Regions from separate parts of the Homo sapiens genome. Here region 2 is linked to region 1. The links are chromatin contacts, found by Hi-C or POLR2A ChIA-PET in ENCODE. All regions are on one chromosome and are shown on one strand. The core of a region is the stretch at or near the end of the contact, and the rest is flanking DNA. Distances in the headings are between cores, read along the strand shown.

Region 1 (4,903 bases), core at 1,485-3,984:
TGGTTAAAAGAGGGAACGGGGAAGAAGTGCCTGCTGTAAGACACATTCAGGCAATGACAGCAATAAGTAAGGGCGAGAGTTAAAAAATAAAATGTTAACCCCATAACAACTTCGAAACTCTCAACATATTTTTTTGCGGGCTTATCTGTTCATAGTCTGACAAATCTTTCAGATGTCCCATTTAAGAAGCCATTTTACAAGGAAGTCTTAAGGCCCAAACACATTTCCTACCCTTCTGTTCCCCAAAACACGAACACCCTTTTTCTGACCTTTAGAAACTGATTTTCAATTTGGAAAATAATTTCTTTAGTTACTATTGTCTGCTGTGTACTTTCTAAAAATTTTCATTGTAAGTCTACGTTTTATAGGTTGCAGTTAATAGTGTAGGCCTGGGAAATAAAACATTAATCTCCCTCCCACCCCCAGAGGATGGGTATAATAAATAGGGGTGCGGAGAACGGCTGAAGGTTTAGAATCTTAACCAACTGGAGTGTTTGTACATGAGAGGGGGAAGGGACAGAATCCGTGCATTTCGGGGAGAAAGTACAGAGACCTCCATCCCTGTCCAGCAGTGTTAACAGTAAATACTAAATGGTTGGCTATTTCTCTCACCCTCGCCATAATAAAACCAGACCTGCAGCCGGTAATTACGAGAAAATACCCAGTCTCGCCATCAGTTTTGCTAACCGGTACTTGAAAATGGGAAACGGGGAACTTATCCAACCTCCAATTTGTCACAGTTGTATAGCTTTCGTATTAATTCTGTACAGACGTGAAATAGGTGGGTACGTAGCAACGTGCTGGGCATAAATTAAGCAACAATGGCCACGCGAGGTCTCGTCCGCCGCGGAGCTCCAGTGGTGGGCACTGCCACCTTGCCATCCCTAGCCCCCACCGCCCTTCGCAGAGTCCAGTCCGGGAGGCTGACGGTGCGCTGGCTTTCCCAGCCGGTAGAGTGGGTGGGGTGAGGAGCAACGAGACGTTAACCCCAGCCGGCTTTGTAGCTTTTTCCCATCCTCTGCCTCTCGAGCACCACATGAGCGCTCTCACGCACACACTCACCCACACCCCCTCGTGCCAATAATTTAAACTTCTCTTAGGAAAGCCAGCAGCTTGTTCCACCACCACCACCCCTTCCGCCCTCCCCGGCCCACGAACATCCTCCCCCTTTCCCACATCTACCCTGGATCCTCTCTTTGGCAGTAGAAAGCCAAATGATTTCTCCTAAACCCTGAGAAATCACAAAAGTTAAAATGAAGCGTGTGCCTATCTGCCCAGCTTGTCATCCCCAACCATCTTTCTCCTGGCGTCAATTTAACAATAGCTATTCGAGGAAGTGGGGGCGGTAAGGAGGGGGTGAGGGCTACGTGGCCGAGTTGGCTCCTGGGGTGGCTGCGAAGCCTCGCGGCTGCAGAGGGGTTCCCCCTCTCCCCGAAGGCGAAGTCAGCCGCGTAGGACCAAGGACAGGGCTTGGAATCCACTTCCCAGCGCCCAGCACAGCGAGGCTCCCAAGCAGCCGGCACTTCATAGACACAGCTCCAAGGATCTTATTTACGCTTTTCTGAACAAAGGGAATCTCATATCCGGTACAGGCTTAAGAATTCAGCCCCAAATTGGCTATCTTCTTTTAAAACTGAATTATGATAATTGGAGTCCGTGAATCAGAGCCCGCATACAATGATGAGTTCTGACAGCTTCTAACAACCCTAGCCTCAGCCCAGCCCCAGCCCCAGCCCTCAGGCGGCATGTACTTTTTTCAGTCAACTACAACTCGCTGCCTGGTGCAGCATCTAAATTCCATCTGGCAATCCCATCTCCCCAGCACATGCTATCTGGTTAATGCAATTAAGCCTGTGGTTTTCGCTGGTCTAATCTGCCAGTCCAGGCTTCTGATTCCCCTTAATGATTGTAAAGCCTCTCCCGTCCTTCCGTTGCTGAGCCAAAGTAGAGGCATGCATCCCCAACACCCAAGTTATCACTCTCTCCCCACGAAATGAACTTCCGATCTCAATCTTGAAGCTCACTCCACATCTAACCTCCCATTGTACCCCTACTCCCCCCTGGCCACATTTACCACTTAAGTTTCTGCCATGGACATTTACGAATATTCAGTACGCTAAGCATGCGTCCACCGTCTTTTAGTCTAGCTCTTTAAAATTAAAAAAGCAGAACAGTAGCTTTGAAATGAGACAAACATGTGCAATTAACTTCATATTCTGTATTCCGCTCACTTACAGGTTTTCTGGGTTTGCCAGCGCATCGCTGCAACTAATGATTAAAGAAACCAAACCGAAACTTACCTTTCTCCCTTAAGGTTTTTGTGTATGTGTGTTTTTAAAGTAACGGTGCAGTTCTCCCAATAAGGATGAGCAAGAAGCTGCTGGATAGTTCTCTTAAGACAGCACGAAACCTAAACTGTGCTCGGCTTAAAAGAAGCAAATAAAAAGAAACGCTTTCGACCCCAAAGTCCAATGCTAAAAGAAATGGCGAAAAAAAATATGAAAGGGGAGGGGAAACTTAAAAAAGAGTTTAAAAAGACGGAGAGACTACCCTCCTATTGCCGTTCAACTAAACAAAAAGGGGCAAGAAAAACAAACCAAGGAACAAAGAAAAGAGACGAAAGAACGTTTTTTCAAAAAGACGATGTCTTTCTCCTTGTTGCTTTTTAGTAGGTCGCTACAGGAGTAAGCTGCTGCATCTCTAACTAAGAACAGAAATAGGGGGGAGGACGTCTTAAAAGGGAGGTGGACTGGACCACAGATTTATAGCACCGTATCACCAACCCCTTCTCTGCCTCCGCACTGCCGTGTGTGCAGCTGCTCTGCCAGGCTCCTATCCCGGGCAGCACGCGCGGAAGTATACGCCGAATCGCGCCACAACGTAACTTGCTCATCGCCCCAGGATCCTGATTGGTCCACACGCTTCCATTGAGGCCGCCCAGGCGGGGCCGCGTGAGACGATTGGCTATGGGCTTGTGTCACTCTCGAGAGCTCAATGGAGTCCCGTTTCAAGGTAAGTTGTGCGGGGAGGTACACTCTTAACACTGGCGGCGAAGGGAAATGCAAGAAGCAAAAAGAAATGTGGAGAGAGCAACGTGGGAGGGTTGGAACTGTACTATCAGAGTTTGCGATATGGCACGATCTCCTTTCCTCTTAAATCTTTCTGCTTCAGAAAGATTCATTTCCTTTGCCATCACTGCTGCATCTGTGGCATATTTCTTTATAACATTTAACTCTGTCCGGTATGTATGAGTCATTGAGAGCTCCCTCTCTTTGATCTGAGTGAAAGGGATGAATGTACATCCATTATTTGCCCGCATGCCTTTTTTCGATTTGTGTTCAGTACTGTATTTTGTATTAGATGTTAGGTAATTGTATGTCTTTATTTTAATATACGCATATTTCAGATTTATGTGTCCCCATGAACCCCTTTTTAAAGCATCCTTTTAAGATAAAGATGAAGTCAGAAATGCTCTCAAATAAAGCTGCACGGTTTGAATTGGCTTTCACTTCATGTTAGAATAGAAAAGTGTAGGATAAATATCCTATCCAGAAAAAGAGGTATTGAGTAGAGCTAAGGTCCTTCACTTCGAGGTGTCTAATGATTCTCAAAAAGAGCAGCTGTATATAAAACTGGAACAAGCCACTCCTCTGCATTTGCAGACAGGTACAGTCCTTGGACCACACATGTATTGCTGACAGCAAAGATAGTTGAACCTTTATCAGGGCTCTTTCTGTGAGGATTTAAGAAGTTTAACCAGAAGACCAAGTGCTATCAATGCTTCTGCTTCATAGAGGAAGACTACTTTATTACAACCCCATATTTTAACAGCATTCAGGAGACCAAAATACAGTTTTATGCATGATAATTGTTTCTTCCTCTAAGTGAAAGTGAGGTCCTCAGGATCGTCTGGATGTATAAGTAGACACAATATTCATTTGACCTACGTTCTTTTCCAGCCAGCATTTCTCTTTTCAATCTTGAAAGATAGCACCAACTTCCTAGACAGTTTTTACCATTCTTACCAGAATGTGTAAATGTAATGTACACATTACATTACACATGTAATGTGTCTTAACCAGAGGCACATGCCTTTTTGAAAGGGATTCCTTTACATATTTACAACTAGTCGCTATCTTTGAGAATGCCGGAAAAAGAAGACACAGGTAAGAGTTAGAGATTGCAAAAGGGTAGGGTGTCATGGAGGGGAATGGGACAGAAGATCCCAAAGCAAAATGACTTTGAAGTGAGGAATACAGTAAATCAGTGTTCTTTGAGAGTGTCCTTGAGTGTTGATAAATGATTAATGGTGAAAAACAGACCTGTTTATCTCCCGTGTAGCCTGTATAACAATATACGAGTTCTGTTACTTTGCATGACAATACCTGGGGCTTGAGAAAGAAGGCCTGAATCTATGTTATCTTATAATTAGTGTTTATAAAATCATGCCTTAACCTCCACCCCCAGTTTTTGTATAACAACCTCTGGAGTCTTAATTTCAACTTAAAACTATTCTCTAGACCTGGGTGAAACTCACAGCAAGAAGAAAGAAAAGCACTTTGAAGAAATGGAGTCAAGGGGGAAAAGGAAGACTCCACCCCATCTAGACTAGATGTATGAATAACAGAAGATTGGGTTTGTAGTCATCTTCCTTCAACCCCTCCCCTTGTCCCCAGCTCCATACAGAGAAATAACCTTTAAATGAATACAATTTGGGGAAAGTATAATACTGTTTGATTTCATCAGACTTACCTAGGCAGTGAATTGTCTTTCCTCCTTTTTACCATGCTCGTAGGTTAATATTGAATTAGTTGCATATGCCCATATAATTTCAGTACATTGAAGTAAATCTTTACCATTATAATTATATAAGTGCCTTCTAACTAGGTGGAAACTAATACTT
Region 2 (4,903 bases), core at 818-3,317, 240 kb before region 1:
ACCCCAATATCAGAACAGTTGTATAAAGACATAAAAGGACATGTTTTTGTTCAGGTGTCTGTGACTGATGGAGTGATTTCAGTGATTTTGAGACAGTGTTTTGAAAAGCACATCCTGACACACATCTTGAGGAGGATTAGCAATCCCCTGTATTTCTTGATGTCCCACACAGGCACAGTATACAGTTCTCACTGACTGGATGACTGGGTGCTATATTCCAATACTCCCTTAGAGAAGGTGTCCAAAAAGTGACACAATGTAAACTTTGTGTTTACATATTTCCATATAAGTCCATTTTAAAATTTCAATGATTTTTTTCTGAACGAGCATCTGTAGGTCCACGTAGTTCCATAAAAGGAGAGATTTCTGTTTCCTAATACTCTGTGCTAAATCCCTGTTGGCTCCATGTATACTTAAATAATCTGGAGTTTATTCATTATAAAAGACTTAGCTCACTGGCTCACTGAATACACTGATTTTCATCCAACAAACATTTACTGAGGAACTACTTTATTATAGGCCTTGTATCCAGTGTTTGGAGAGATAGAAAAGGACCTGGTTCCCACCCCACTCTTAGGTCACTCAGTCTAAAGGGCTGTCAGACCACTAGGCAATTACAGTGCAGTGTGAAGAGGGCTAAAGAAGTGCAAGGTGATGTGCAGCCATATGGGCGGGAGGGGTAGAAGGGAGAGCCAGCAGACCAGCCTGAATTGTACCTTTCTAAATTTACCTTTCTTGTGGTAAATCCACACTTCAGCCATGTCAGGAACGATGGCACCTTTTTAGGTAGTGAGTACTTGAATCAATGTGATCAAATGCTTCTACTCCTAAGAAGTGACAATTGAGTAAACCATATTCTTTCTTATATTTTTAACTGATAAAAATAATGATATATACTATGACTTTAATAGAACTTTGAATTTATTTACTGGAGTCACCTTGGTCAGGTGACCTAGCCTCTCTAAACTTCAATTTCCTCATCTGTAAAATAAGAATAACACCTATCTCATAGGTTTGTTTTGAGGGTCAGTGTAGAATAATGCACATAAAGCATTTACAACAGTGTCTAGCACAAAGAAAGTGCTCATTAAATAGCTGAAGTTTTAAATTATGAATGCCATTCGTGAATCTCTCTTCTTGCCTTCCCTCCTGGGACATGACAATTTCCTATTCAGCTCAACATCCTGCACTTTAAGCTCTCTCAATCTCAGTGGTATACTATGTTCCTCAAGCTTGTTTAAGAGAAAGCAGCTGATATCTGGAACCAAACTTCTACTTTATTCAGTGAAAAAAACAAACAAACAACAACAAAAAACCACTCAATGATCTTCTGGGTATGTGGTGCTGGTTTTTATTTTTCCATAGGAGTAATTTCTTTTTCCTAATACTCTGGCTCTATTCCTTTTGGCTTCCAGAAAGCAAGAATTACTCTGAGATGCCCAGACCAGACTAGACACAGACACAGAAAGCCAGTGACCTATATCAACTGCCACTAATCATCAGAGTGAGAGAACAGATACTTCCCCTTTTCTGTCAAGGGCAGACCAATGAATTAGGCACTGAAGCAGACCAAATGTGATCTGGTATCTTAGTTCTGTGCAATCAGCTACAATAAAGCTAAGTGGTCTGGGAAAGCATGGCAAAGCAGTAATCATCCCTAAAGTAACTAGAGGAATAACTAAGTAAGTGTCTGCTAAAATACGGTCTGTACCTTTTCAAGAGGTGCATGTCTCCATTTGGGCCTCCCCAAAACTCGCTTAAGTGGATAGACAAGGCAGCCTAGTAAACAACCTGAAAGGCCTGTAATCTATAATTTTGGGATGGTAAACAAAGGTATTGGTCATAAGGTGGACTTACTGTGCCCTTTTATTAAGCATGAGAAAATAATTTTTCTATAAGGAACTGAATTTGAGCTCATACTTAAAAGTTGTGGCTGTGGCTATACTACAGAAGGGAAGAGTTAATCCCCAATTGTGCCCACATGTGCAGTGGCAGCAGAAACTGGCAGAAAGAACCCTGAACTAGCCTTGAGTACTATTCTTGTCTCCACACTCTCTAACTGCGGGCTCCCTGCCAGTAACTGCTTTTGTGAAGCCACTAGGAGCTGCTGACTGGTTGCATTTCCTTGTTCATCCAAAAGCTATATTTAGAGTGACAACCCCTAGAGATTTAAGGGACCCTGAGACAGGTCAAGTGACGTGATCCTGCTCTGAGGAAGCCTCTCGTGACCCAAGCCAAGGGAGTAAACTCTACAACAGGGAGAAGAAATGGGAGAATAGGAAGAAGTAAAAGAAGGAGGGAATTCACAGAGTACCAATAGCATGCCAGGACTAGAGCTAGGTGCTCTCACTTACATGAACTCATTTAATCTTAACAATTAGGCAAAGCAGGTATTATCCCATTGTTCCTATTCTAAAATGACAGGCAACTTGGCTAAATTAAAAGAGTAACTAAAGAGTTGAACTTAGGGCTCCACAGGCTACTTTTAAGTCTATTACCATGGTTTACTGCCTCTGCATGGAGCACCCTCTGGTGGGCAGGGGGATATCCAGACTGAGTGAATGCCTTCTCCAGACCTTTTTCCCAAGGACACTGAGACCTGTAGTACCTTCCTAGTTAAATTGGCCGGGAGCCTGCCTGGGTATGAAAGGGATACTGAAGCAGCTGGAGATTTCTGGGTTTGCTTCAGAAGTTCTAGGCACTTCAGCGTATTTAACAAAAAGTTTCAAGGAAAGTAGACCTCCTTCTTTGGGCTATGAATCCTTTCCAGAGACAGGATATCTATTTAGATAAATGTAAGTTTCAATTCTTCCCTTTCTCACAGTCCTCCTCTCTAAAACAGAATTAGTGAGTAACACCCATCTTAGAGTGATACAGCCTGGTAGACAGTGTTTTGGAAGACTATAACTCTTTAACTCTTGGAAAAGGAAGAAAAATATACAACCCTGCAATCTGCGAAGTTCTTGCACAGATATAAACTCATTGATTCTCAGAGAATTGGAGGTACAAGTATCGTCATTCCCATTTTACAAAAGCTCAAGTGGCTCAGTGACTTGCTTAAGATAAAATGGTTAACAGGACCCTTGCTTTTACTAAGCAATTTGACCTCAAAAGGCATGTCTTTCTCATTAAATACACCCTTTCTATAATCATGTTAAATAACAAATTGTTCCCAGGGTAAGAGAAGGGGAGTGATATAAAATTAAGCCATTATCTTATTCCTTGCTATGGTTTGAATGTTTGTGGCCCTTCCAAAATTCATGTTGAAATTTAATCCCTAAAGCAACAATATTAGGAGGTGGGGCTTTAGAAGGTGATTAGGCCATGAGGACTCTGACTTTATGAATGGATAAAATATAAAATATAAAAGGGATTGAGGGGGCAACTTCACCTCTTCTGTCCCTTCTGCCTGAGGAAACACAGTGTTTGTCTCTTTTGTAGGATGCAGCAACAAGGTGCCATCTTTGAAGCAGAGAGCATCCCTCACCAGACACCAAATCTGCCAGCACTTTGATTTTGAACTTCCCAGTCTCCAGAACTGTGAGCAATACATTTCTATTTATAGATTACCCAGTCTCTGGTATTATGTTATAGCAATACAAAGGGACTAAGACATCCCTGAATAATATTTCAGTGGTATAAGGCAAAATGTTATATATATATATATATATATATATATATATATATATATAACAAAGGAAACAGACATATTATTTTACTCAAGTGGAAGAAAAGTAGTGTTACACAGGAAAGACTTTATGACACAGGCAGCAATTTATCAATTTATGTGGGTCTTCTGTGAAAGATAAGATGTCATGAACTTAAGACAGGAATCTGGCAAAGGAATGAAGGAAATCAAGTGGAGGAAAAACTGAGAAATCCTAGTATTGCCCAACTATAGGTTCCATGAGAGGAAACAGTGAAAAACAGCTCTGGAAAAAATCAATGTGGATGATCCTGAATGGGCAGGCCAGGTAAAGCATTAGGCCTTTATTCTGCCAATAATTTGGAACCCTGAAAGGTTCTGAGCAAGAGACAGAATGATCCAACCTATCCTACTCTGGTACTATTGTAAAGTACAGATTAAAATGGGGAGACATTAGAAGATATGAATATCTTTGCCTCAATTCACATGAGACCAAAAGGGGGCCCTATCAGGGTTCCAATACTAGGAATGTAAAGGTGGGGTGAAATGACATAGGTAGAAAATGGATAGAACTCAGTGAGTGACTGGATATGAAGGCTAGCCAGGGGTTGAAATCAAGAGCTATAATTAGGGTTTGAACCTAGCTGATTTGAAGGACAATGACAGAACTAAGCAAGACAGAGGAGACAGGAAGAGGAATTGGCAGGGAAGGGGATATGGTGAATTTTGCACATGCTGAGCGTAAAAAAAGTTTTGATTGATTATTCAGAACGAGATTTTCAGCAAATTCTTGATAATGTATAGTAGATCTAAAACACAGGAATTACGTCAAAGGTGGAGACTCAGGAGTCAACAGCATAAGGAAGACAGAAGTGAACAGAATGACCAATGGAGAGAGACGAGAGTCAAGTGCAGGAACCCAACAGACCCTCAAGAAAGCACACTGAAAGAGACAAAGGAGTAATATTAAGATGGACAGGAGAAGAACATGACTACAACGCCACATGATAAAGGGAGTGAGAAACATTAAGAAGTAGATTATGGCCAATAGTATCAAATCTCAGAGATTCAAAGGAAGATATGGGTTAGGACTAGACTATTAGTGAAGGTCCTGGTGGTCTTTGAGAGCAATTTTAACAGAGCTATGTGGGCTTTCAACAGATTGAAAGAGGTTAGAGAGAGAGAGAGAGAGAGCAGGAAGTGGAGGCAGGGAAAGTGTAGGCTACAACTTTTGGGAAGCAGACAGCCTGAGGCACG

Evidence for each region. Hi-C counts contacts between places; a loop is a spot of excess contacts on that map. ChIA-PET counts read pairs that join two places held with the same protein, here RNA polymerase II (POLR2A). Pooled maps may share reads with other maps.
Region 2: a loop to region 1 is called in a map of psoas muscle, with 2.4 times the contacts of the local background. The contact joins the enhancer-like site here to the promoter of ELAVL2 in region 1. A Hi-C loop is called at or near these places in 1 of 168 maps with a recorded cell type or tissue (psoas muscle) and 3 of 50 pooled maps. POLR2A ChIA-PET finds 5 or more read pairs at or near these places in 1 of 52 experiments (activated T-cell).

Annotation. Positions count from the first base shown.
Region 1 is chr9:23,823,506-23,828,408 of GRCh38, forward strand. ELAVL2 (ELAV like RNA binding protein 2) reads right to left here and starts at 2,735. Exons shown (of 7, transcript NM_004432.5): 1 at 2,301-2,735. It overlaps LOC105375992 (a long non-coding RNA gene), which reads left to right and starts at 2,923. Exons shown (of 3, transcript XR_929519.3): 1 at 2,923-3,012; 2 at 4,521-4,635.
Region 2 is chr9:23,585,569-23,590,471 of GRCh38, forward strand. All of the region lies in intron 11 of LOC101929563 (a long non-coding RNA gene), which reads right to left. Among named protein-coding and RNA genes, the nearest start is that of ELAVL2, 240 kb to the right of the region's middle. Within about 2 kb of position 2,068, at least 5 of the 41 ENCODE cell types and tissues checked have a DNase peak (open chromatin) inside an H3K27ac peak, as active enhancers do; they include psoas muscle, where a contact is called at or near this core.